3 separate regions of the Homo sapiens genome follow, and all the other regions are linked to region 3. The links are chromatin contacts, found by Hi-C or POLR2A ChIA-PET in ENCODE. All regions are on one chromosome and are shown on one strand. Each heading gives the region's core, a stretch centred on a gene start or an enhancer-like site at or near the end of the contact. The rest is flanking DNA. Distances are from core to core; before and after follow the strand shown.

Region 1 (3,145 bases), core at 512-3,011, 130 kb before region 3:
TTGAGACAGGGTCTCACTGTCCCCCAGGCTGGAGTACAATGGTGCGATCATGGCTCACTGCAGCCTTGACCTCCCAGGCTCAGGTGATCCTCCCACCTCAGCTTCCTGAGTAGCTGGGACTACAGGTGCACACCACCACACCCAGAAAACGTTTTGTATTTTTTGTAGAGATGGGGTCTCACCATGTTGTTCAGACTGGTCTTGAGCTCCTGGGCTCAATGGGTCCTCCTGCCTTGGCCTCCCAAAGTGCTAGGATTGCAGGAGTGAGCCACTGTGCTCAGCCTCCTTCTACCTCTCGAATGGGGTGACTTCTGGTCTTTCCTTAACCCACACCTGTTCACCGCCCATAGATGTTTTCTAATGCGGTGGCATCCTTGCATTTACGCATTGAAGCACATATTTTATTGCAAACTGTCCTCCTTGTTTCTCTTTCCCATGACAGCTGGACCATCTATCCGGTTACTTATTTGCATGTGCAGGTGTAGGTAAATGAAGCCATCTGTGACATTCACTTCAGGATGGGGCATTGCAAAGTACTTTTCCAGGCAGGATGCATGCCATCAGTGGGACTCAGAACCAACCACTTGGTGCAGCGGGCCCGGTTCAGTCAGGGGACCTCCCACCCTCCCCATGACTCCCCACCCAGGGGGCAGGAAATGAGGTCAGACCTGGAATAGGAGCACCACCGTCAGCACCAGGCAGGCAGAGCCGCAGATGCCGTAGCCGGCCAGCAGGAGGTGCCGCCGTCCCAGCCGCTCCACAAGGACAGCCTGGAGGGGAAGGGGGACAGTGAGAAGCCGCCTTGGCCTGGCGCCCACGGTTCTTGGGCCGAGCCTCCACTTCCTTTTGTGGGCCCCTCTTAGGTGCCCCTTTCTTTCTTTTGTCTTTCTTTCTTTTTTTTTAAACGGAGTTTTGCTCTTGCTGCCCAGGCTGGAGTGCAGTGGTGCGATCTCAGCTCACTGCAACCTCTGCCTCCCAGGTTCAAGTGATTCTCCTACCTCAGCTCCCAAGTAGCTGGGATTACAGGCACCTGCCACCATGCCCGGCTAAGTTTTGTATTTCTCGTAGAGACGAGGTTTCACCATGTTGGCCAGGCTGGTCTCGAACTCCTGGCCTCAAGTGATCCTCCTGCCTCGGCCTCCCAAAGTGCTGGGATTACAGGCGTGAGCCACCGTGCGTCACCTTTTAGGTGCCCCTTTCTTACCCCTGCTGCCTGCATGTGGGATGCAGGCCGCTGATTTGACATGGGTCAGACATTCATGCTCTTCACCACCACCCTTCCTTGTTCTGGTCATTCATTTCCAGACCTCCTGGATCTTGGCTCCCTGCACCCCTTGCTACCCACTAGAATAACCACATTTTCTAGTTTCTGTGTTTGATGCTTTGACATCTTGGGACCTTTATGGCCCTGGAGGGACTGCCCTTCCCACCCCACTGATAGCAAACAAACCGCTGTCTGGGAGTGAGTGCCTCTTTCATCTGCAAACCAACAATGCAGGCCCACACCCCAGGTCTTCCTTTGCTGAGCTTTCACACGCAAGGCCAGCATCACCTGCCCTAACACCCTGGGGGCCAGGGGCCAGACAGCTGGCACAGCCCCTGTGGTCCCCGACCCTGAGGAAATTATTCACACCAGCTACTCCTAAACCTGCTCGCTCTGCCTCACCCATTCCTTTCTGTGGGAACCACAGTAAAGGTTCATCCTCACACTTCCCCTTCATGCCTCTGCTTCCTGACCAACCCTGGGGCTTCCCCGCAGGCCCGGAATGGCGTGGACCGCACCCTCCTCATGGGATCTGTGAGGAACAAACTGTCTTTCCAGCAGTAGCCACCTCCTGATCTGTTGGCCTCACCATACCTGAATAAGAATAAAACCTACATTTAAAAATAGCCCCTGGGCTGGGCACAGTGGCTCACACCTGTAATCTCAGCGCTTTGGGAGGCCGAGACAGGAGGATTGATTGAGCTCAGGAGTTCGAAACCAGCCGGGTCAACATAGTAAGACCCTGTCTCTATGTTTAAAAAATAAATAAATAAAAAGAATAAGAATAAAAATAGCCCCCTCCTATTCTCTGGGGCTCCACTCGACATTGAGGCCATCTGGAATCTGGGCTCACATCATGCGGGGCCCCTCATCTCTCCACTTTTCCACCTGATGGACTGACCCCTCCACTCAGCCAGCTCCTTCTCCAACAACCAAGCCCAGGCCACACTCCCTGTGATCAGCATTCTTTCGACTTCTTCCTTCCTTTTCTACTTCTTCTTCTTCTTCTTTTTTTTTTTTTTTTTTTTTTTGGTGGAGTCTCACTCTGTCACCCAGGCTGGAGTGCTGTGGTGCAACCGTGGCTCACTGCAACCTCCGCCTCCCGGGTACAAGCAATTCTCCTGCCTCAGTCTCCCGAGTAGCTGGGATTACAGGCATGTGCTATCACGCCCGGCTAATTTTTGTATTTTCAGTACAGATGGGGTTTCACCATGTTGGCCAGGCTGGTCTCGAACTCCTGACGTCAGGTGATCCGCCCGCCTCAACCTCCCAAAGTGCAGGAATTACAGGCATGAGCCACCACACCTGGCTCCTTTTCTACTTCTAATACCATTTCCATTCTACTCCATCCCTAATGGCTGACCAGAGCCGGCCCTGTACAGCCCCTTGACTCATGTTAGCTGACTCATGTCCTCCCAACATCCCAACAGACAGACTATCACTGCCATTCAGGATGGGAGCGAAGTGCACCCCAAAAATCAGGGAAATACTGTCAATTTCCTGCTGTATGCCTGGTTCCCAGATGCTGTTCCTCCAGGGAGAGGGAAAGGGTATTTTTCTGGCTTGGGTTGCTCCAGGTAGGATGATGGTGAAGCAGGTCCTAGTTATGGTCATTTATCCCCAAGGAGGAGGACTCTGAGGATAAAGGATGGATCCTGCCCCAGGGGAAAACTGGGGATGGGGCCACAGAAATCCAGCAGGAGGAAGGGGTTGAGACTTCAGCCTGGGGACCTCTGTCCTCTTCCCTTAATTTTCCTGTCAGCCTCTCCCACTGTTTTCCTTAACTTCTCCCTCCCTGCCCTTCTAAACCTTCTGAGAGTTTACTGGAACTTAAACTAGCTCTGGGGAAAATACAAATAATAGATAACTTTCTTGAAAATG
Region 2 (2,840 bases), core at 1-2,500, 150 kb after region 3:
ACAAAAATTAGCCAGGCATGGTGACGGGTGCCTGTAGCTCCAGCTACTAGGGAGGCTGAGGCAGGAGAATCCCTTGAACCTGGGAGGTGGAGGTTGCAGTGAGCCAAGATCATGCCACTACACTCTAGCCTGGGCAACAGAGTGAGACTCCCTCTGAGAAAAAAGAAGGGTGGCAGGACTGACGCTCCAAGCTCCTGGGCGTATTTTTCCAGGAATGAGGCAGAATGGGAGCTAATTCACTCTCATTCTCCAATCTGGTCCCTCATGGGATCAACACTAACTTTAAAACCTCCCAGCACAGAGCAAGGCATACAACTTACATCCAATAAATGCTTGCTGAATGAATGAGGCCGTTGATCCTCTGGCTGGGGACAGGGGCATCCTGAGATGAGGATGGAGCAGAGAAGCTGGACCTGTCGGTTTGGACTCTTTGTCAGGGTGTTGACCAAACACAGCAAGCCCTGTGGTGGGGAACAGGAGGGTGAGATGTATCCCTGACTATTGGAAGTCTCTGATCTGTTATTTGAGACAGAAAGGTGACCTTTTCTAGAATATTTATATAGAGTCTTAAAATTTGAACTGAAGCCACTGAATACAGGTCTTTCTCCCTCTCTAAGTTTAAAAAAAAAGATCACAGAGCAAACTTATATAAAATGATTATTTGTTAACACTGTTACCATCTGGAATGATCTCATTTATTGTTTACTATTGGTCTCTCCCACTGAAATGGAAATTCTCTAAGGCCCAGAGCCTGGTCCATGTTGTTTATCACTCTCCAGCATGCAGAACAGCACTGTTCCATATTTATTCATTAGGTTCCTAAATTTTTAATAAAAATAAATACTGAAGGGCCAAATAATAAATACTTGGAGGGGGTTTCACTTTGATTGTTTAATGGAGTTTTACTACATTAATACTATTAAAATTAATTAATTATATTATAATGTATATTCAAGATGTCCCATGGATAGAAATAAACTGAAATACTGTTAAAAGCAACTGGTGAAGATTTAAGATAGGCACCAATATCACAGTCTGCTGTTACTTCACTGTGTTTTTGAAGAACTTTGCAATAGTTATTGTCCCAAACCCAATATCATCTCTTTATTATTTTTTTCTCAAAGTCATAGGAACTCTTTCCAAGCCTGTTTATCATCTAATGTCTCATTTAAATCTCCCCAAAACTTTGCTCTTAGTCTTTTCCTTTATTCGTGATTAACAAAGTCTGATAGAGCTATAGTGCAATATCATGCTTTGCCAGCAGGCGTCGCTGTCTGACAAGATGTGATCCAGTGTGAGCACTACAGTAATTTATGACCAAATGATCTACAAAATGAATCAATGTACTAAATTAGGGAATATTATGAGATCAAAATTCTGCGAGAAGTCAGCTGTGATGGCTCATGCCTATAATCCCAGTACTTCGGGAGGCCACGGCAAGAAGATCACTTGAGCCCAGAAGTTCAAGACCAGCCTGGGCAACATGGTAAGACCCTGCCTCTATTTTTTTTTTTTAATTAACATATAAACACTCTACTTCTGTTTTGCATCATGAGATAAGTACACATCTTATGCTAAGGATGCATAATAGATGTAGATTTTATTAATATGCTTCAGTGTTCTTCATGTTCTGGTGGATCTTGCTACAATTCTGTGTTGTGGATACCAAGCTTTTCTTTAAAAAAAAAACCTATTATCTTGAAAATTCTCAAAATCCTTGATTTCATTCTAGCACAATTAATTGTGTTCAGTTAATGTTGGTTGAATGATTGCACCACCTCCCCAGTTTCTGGGGAAATGTGTAGAGCAGTTCTACAGATGAGAACAGGAAATCTCAGAAAGGTTAAGTAACTTGCTCAAGGTCACACAGCTGATGAATAGCAGAGCTGGGGGTTGCATTGGGTTTGTCTATTACCAAATCCTTTGCACATTTGCTCCAATCAGCAAAAGGGATTCAGAGAAGATGGCAGCCTTTAACACTTGTGAGGGCAGCAGGATTCTGTGCTAAGAGCTCAAGGCTCAGAACCATCATCAGAAAAAGCAGCTGATGCTAATTCACCATCTATCAAGTTTCTCTTCACCATTTCCCGGAGACAGATTAAAGACATGAGCAAATTGTGCTGATGCAAGTGATAAAATGTGTGTGGGGGTGGGGTGGAGTTGGGGAGGGGGTTGGGGATGACACCACTGGGAGCCCAGAGCCACCTCCCTCCCGACTCACCCCTGCAGTACACAGATCTTTGTATAAGTCCTGAGTCACCCTTCAAATTTTTGGATAGTATCTATCAGCTTATGTCACAATGTTGCAAGATTATGTATCTTTTTTTAACAAACAATAGTATCAGCATGCTAGGGTGATTCTGAGCCCTTCTGACACATAAACTGGCTTCCAGGATTGCTCAACATTGCCCCATGCTGCAGCAGTCACTGCCGGCTGACCAGCCTTCCATCATCCGGCCAACCTGCCCAGCGTCCTGGAGGAGAGAAGGCCCACTCCCCAGGGGTTCTTCTGGGAAATTTAGGTCAGCAGGGTCTAATTATTCAACTGGATCAAGAGCTGAGATTTCCAGATTAACGCCGAAGGGGGGTGGGGTGGGGGTGCTGAAGACTTTTCATCAGGAACTGTCTTTCAGGGCCTTAAACATCAAAGCTGGGTCTCTAGCTCCAAAGTGCCCCAGTCTGCCCTGGAAGCTTCCCAGATGTTAAGAGGTGAGGCTTGGTGGAGTTCCTCTTAGCAAAGCTGACAACACCATGGCCCCAGGCCACGTGGCCGTAGCACCAGCCCCATGAGATGCCAGTGTCTGGTAGATGCCACACACACAGTGAATAATCCACCAAAC
Region 3 (3,239 bases), core at 594-3,093:
GCTGAGGGCAGATATCTGGTCTATATTGTGCAGTGTCTGCCACACACAGTAGGCCCTCAATCAATCTTTGTGGAACACATAGTGGGAATATGGAGCAGCCAGATGACAGGGAAGTGCAGTGGGCCTTTGGCTGCCTTTCTAAGGCAGGATCTCAGCTGGCGGTCCAGCACCTGCAGGGCGACCAGGCACTTCTTTGTTTTTACCGACTTCTCATAGCAATCGCCCATTTTCTTTATTCATGAATAAAGATGGGCAATAAGTTTCAAGAGGTTGTTTTGTTTTGTTTGCTTTGTTTTGAGACAGGGTCTTGCTCTGTTGCCCCAGCTGGAGTGCAATGGTGCGATCATAGCTCACTGCAGCCTCGAACTCCTGGGCTCAGGGGATCCTCCTGCCTCGGCCTCCCAAAGTGCTGGGACCACAGGTGTGAGCCATCATGCCTGGTCTTTGGGAGGTTTTTGTTGTTTGTTCTAGTAGTACGTATGATTCTTTTAACAATATAAATTGCAGATTTTTTATATGTTGGAGTTGTTGCAAAATATCATGAATTCTCCTCACTACTTTTTAAGTTATAGTTATTAGACCAGTTGTTATTGGATATTACTTAATGTGCTAATACTCCCATTGGCACATTACTGCTATCTACTGTGACATACTACTACTGTCATATCTACACGCTATACCAAATTTGGCTTTATCAAGTATTTCAATCATTGTATTTCACTATGATTGGTTAGCTTTGTAATCCCATGTAATTTACGCCTTTATCCTGAGACTCCAGAGAGTTCACTGGACTGACAAAGGGGTTTGTGGTATAACCAAAGTTGTGGGCCTGCTCCAAAGGCTTGCCTAGCTTCCCCCTAGTCAACCCCACGACACACATTGTCCTGGCCCCACATTCACACCCAGTCTGCACGTTACGACCAGTTTATACCAGTAGTTCTGCCTTCTCACCACCAGGAGGCACTGCTTCACCCGAGTCACAGGAAGCCCTGGGCAGGTTAGGGCTTCTCCCTCCCGCCTTCATCCTGACAGGGGCTCGCATCAGAATCCTCCCGGAGCTTTTTTTTTTCCTTACTTCCATCCCTCCTTCCTTTTTTTTTTTTTTTTTTTTTTTTGAGACAGTCTCACTCTTTCGCTCTGTCGCCCAGCCAGGCTGGGGTGCAGTGGTGCGATAGCTCACTGCAACCTCCACTTCCTGGATTCAAGCGATTCTCCTGCCTCAGCCTCCCGAGTAGCTGGGACTACAGGTGCGTGCCACACCTGCTAATTTTTGTATTTTTAGTAGAGACAGAGTTTCACCATGTTGGCCGGGCTGGTCTTGAACTTCTGACCTCCAGTGATCCTCCTACCTCGGCCTCCCACAGTGCTGAGATTATAGGCATGAGCACTGTGCTCAGCCGCTCCTTCCTTTTTTCCTTCCTTCCTTCCTCCCTCCCTTCCTCCTTTCCTTCCTTCCATCCCTCCTCCCTCCCTTCCTCCTTTCCTTCCTTCCATCCCTCCTTTCTTTTCTTCCTTCCTTCCCTCTCTCCTTCCTTCTTCCCTCCCTCCCTCCTGTCTTCCATCCTTCCTTCCCTTCTCCCTCTCCCTCCTTCCTTCCTTTTTTCCTCCCTTTTAACTTTTTGTTATGAAAAATTTCAAACATACGAAAGTATATGAACCCCCAGAGAGCCATCAGCGACTGCAGTGATCATCTCGGGACCCAAGTCATTTCTGCACCCTGTCTGGGAGCCCTCTAAAGATACAGACGCTTGCCCTGCCCTATATGGGCGCTCAGAGCCTTAAGGTTTACAGAGCTCCTGGGCTGTTTGGGAACCACTGTCACAGCGTGGCCCCTGCCTCCCAGACCCCTGGTGACCGCGCACGGGCTTCCAGCAGCCATTCCCACACACATGAGCGTCTTGCCCATGTCTGCCCCAAGCCCTGGGCTCTCACTCCTGTTCTTTTGCTCAGGCACCACAGGAATTGGGGAACAGCTGACTCCCATTCCCTGCACAGCCTCTTCCTGTGGCTCTGAAAGCCAGGGTGAAGTAACACCCATCAGCCTTGCCCTTGAGCAAGCAACCACAGCCACATTTTGCTGGCACGAGGCTCATGGTGTGGCCTCTTCCTGCGATGGAGGGGCAGGCCCTGGGTTGGCAGCATCTCTGTGTTTCAGACTGAAAGACATTGTCAAGCTATTAAAGCTTGGTTCTGAGTGTCCAGAAGGATCCCTGTTATGAGCTGAATTGTCCCCCCTCCCCATCCATATGCTTTTTAAACATTTTTTATTTTTATTTCTTTTTTTTTTTTTTTTTTTGAGACGGAGTCTCGTTTTGTCACCCAGGCTGGAGTGCAGTGGTGCAATCTTGGCTCACTGCAACCTCTGCCTCCCAGGTTCAAGCGATTCTCCTGCCTCAGCCTCCCTAGTAGCTAGGATAACAGGTGCCCATCACCACGCCCGGCTAATTTTTGTATTTTTAGTAGAGATGGGGTTTCACCATGTTGACCAGGCTGGTCTTGAACTCCTGACCTCAGGTGATCTGCCCACCTCCGCCTCCCAAAGTGCTGGGATTACAGGTGTGAGCCACCGTGCCCGGCCATACTTTTTAAAAATTTTTTGTAGAGATGGAGTCTCACTATGTTGCCCAGGCTGGTCTCAGCCACTCAAGGTGCTGGAATTACAGGTGTGAGCCACCATGCCCAGCCCCCCATTCATATTTTGAGATCTTAGCCTCCATTACCTCAGGATATGACTGTATTTGATGATAGGGTCTTTAAAAGGTAACTAAGTTAAAATGAGATCGTTAGGTTGCACCCTAAACCAATATGATTGTGTCCTTAAGAGGAAACATGGGCCCGGTGCAGTGGCTCACTCCTGTCATCCCAGCATTTTGGGAGGCCAAGGCAGGCAGATCGCTTGAGCTCAGGAGTTCAAGGCCAGCCTGGGCAACATGGTGAAACCTCATCTCTACTAAAAATACAAAAAAATTAGCCAGGCATGGTGGTGCACGCCTATAGCCCCAGATACTCAGGGTGAAGCGGGGAGTCAATTGAGGCTGGGAGGTTGAGGCTGCAGTGAGTCTAGGTCATGCCACTGCACTCCAGCCTGGGCGACAGAGTGAGACCCTGTCTCAAAAAAAAAAAAAAAAAAAAAGGAAACATGGACACAGATAAGAACCCAGGGAAGACCAGTGGAGACACAAGGAGAAGACAGCATCTCCAAGCCGAGCAGAGAGTCCTGGCGGGGCCGCGCGCGGTGG

The links. A loop is a pair of places that touch in the nucleus more often than their neighbours do. ChIA-PET counts read pairs that join two places held with the same protein, here RNA polymerase II (POLR2A). Pooled maps may share reads with other maps.
Region 1: a loop to region 3 is called in a pooled map, with 2.4 times the contacts of the local background. The contact joins two enhancer-like sites. A Hi-C loop is called at or near these places in 2 of 50 pooled maps. POLR2A ChIA-PET finds 5 or more read pairs at or near these places in 3 of 52 experiments (Panc1, RWPE1 and naive thymus-derived CD8-positive, alpha-beta T cell).
Region 2: a loop to region 3 is called in a map of CD4-positive, alpha-beta memory T cell, with 17 times the contacts of the local background. The contact joins two enhancer-like sites. A Hi-C loop is called at or near these places in 1 of 168 maps with a recorded cell type or tissue (CD4-positive, alpha-beta memory T cell) and 7 of 50 pooled maps. POLR2A ChIA-PET finds 5 or more read pairs at or near these places in 2 of 52 experiments (OCI-LY7 and activated T-cell).

The regions. Positions count from the first base shown.
Region 1 is chr1:9,009,475-9,012,619 of GRCh38, forward strand. It overlaps SLC2A7 (solute carrier family 2 member 7), which reads right to left. Exons shown (of 12, transcript NM_207420.3): 9 at 669-770. Among named protein-coding and RNA genes, the nearest start is that of SLC2A7, 15 kb to the right of the region's middle. RefSeq lists a silencer at 1,541-1,600. Within about 2 kb of position 1,762, at least 5 of the 41 ENCODE cell types and tissues checked have a DNase peak (open chromatin) inside an H3K27ac peak, as active enhancers do.
Region 2 is chr1:9,287,926-9,290,765 of GRCh38, forward strand. No RefSeq gene overlaps it. Among named protein-coding and RNA genes, the nearest start is that of SPSB1, 3.5 kb to the right of the region's middle. Within about 2 kb of position 1,251, at least 3 of the 41 ENCODE cell types and tissues checked have a DNase peak (open chromatin) inside an H3K27ac peak, as active enhancers do.
Region 3 is chr1:9,141,473-9,144,711 of GRCh38, forward strand. No RefSeq gene overlaps it. Among named protein-coding and RNA genes, the nearest start is that of MIR34A, 8.7 kb to the right of the region's middle. RefSeq lists an enhancer at 758-1,052. Within about 2 kb of position 1,844, at least 4 of the 41 ENCODE cell types and tissues checked have a DNase peak (open chromatin) inside an H3K27ac peak, as active enhancers do.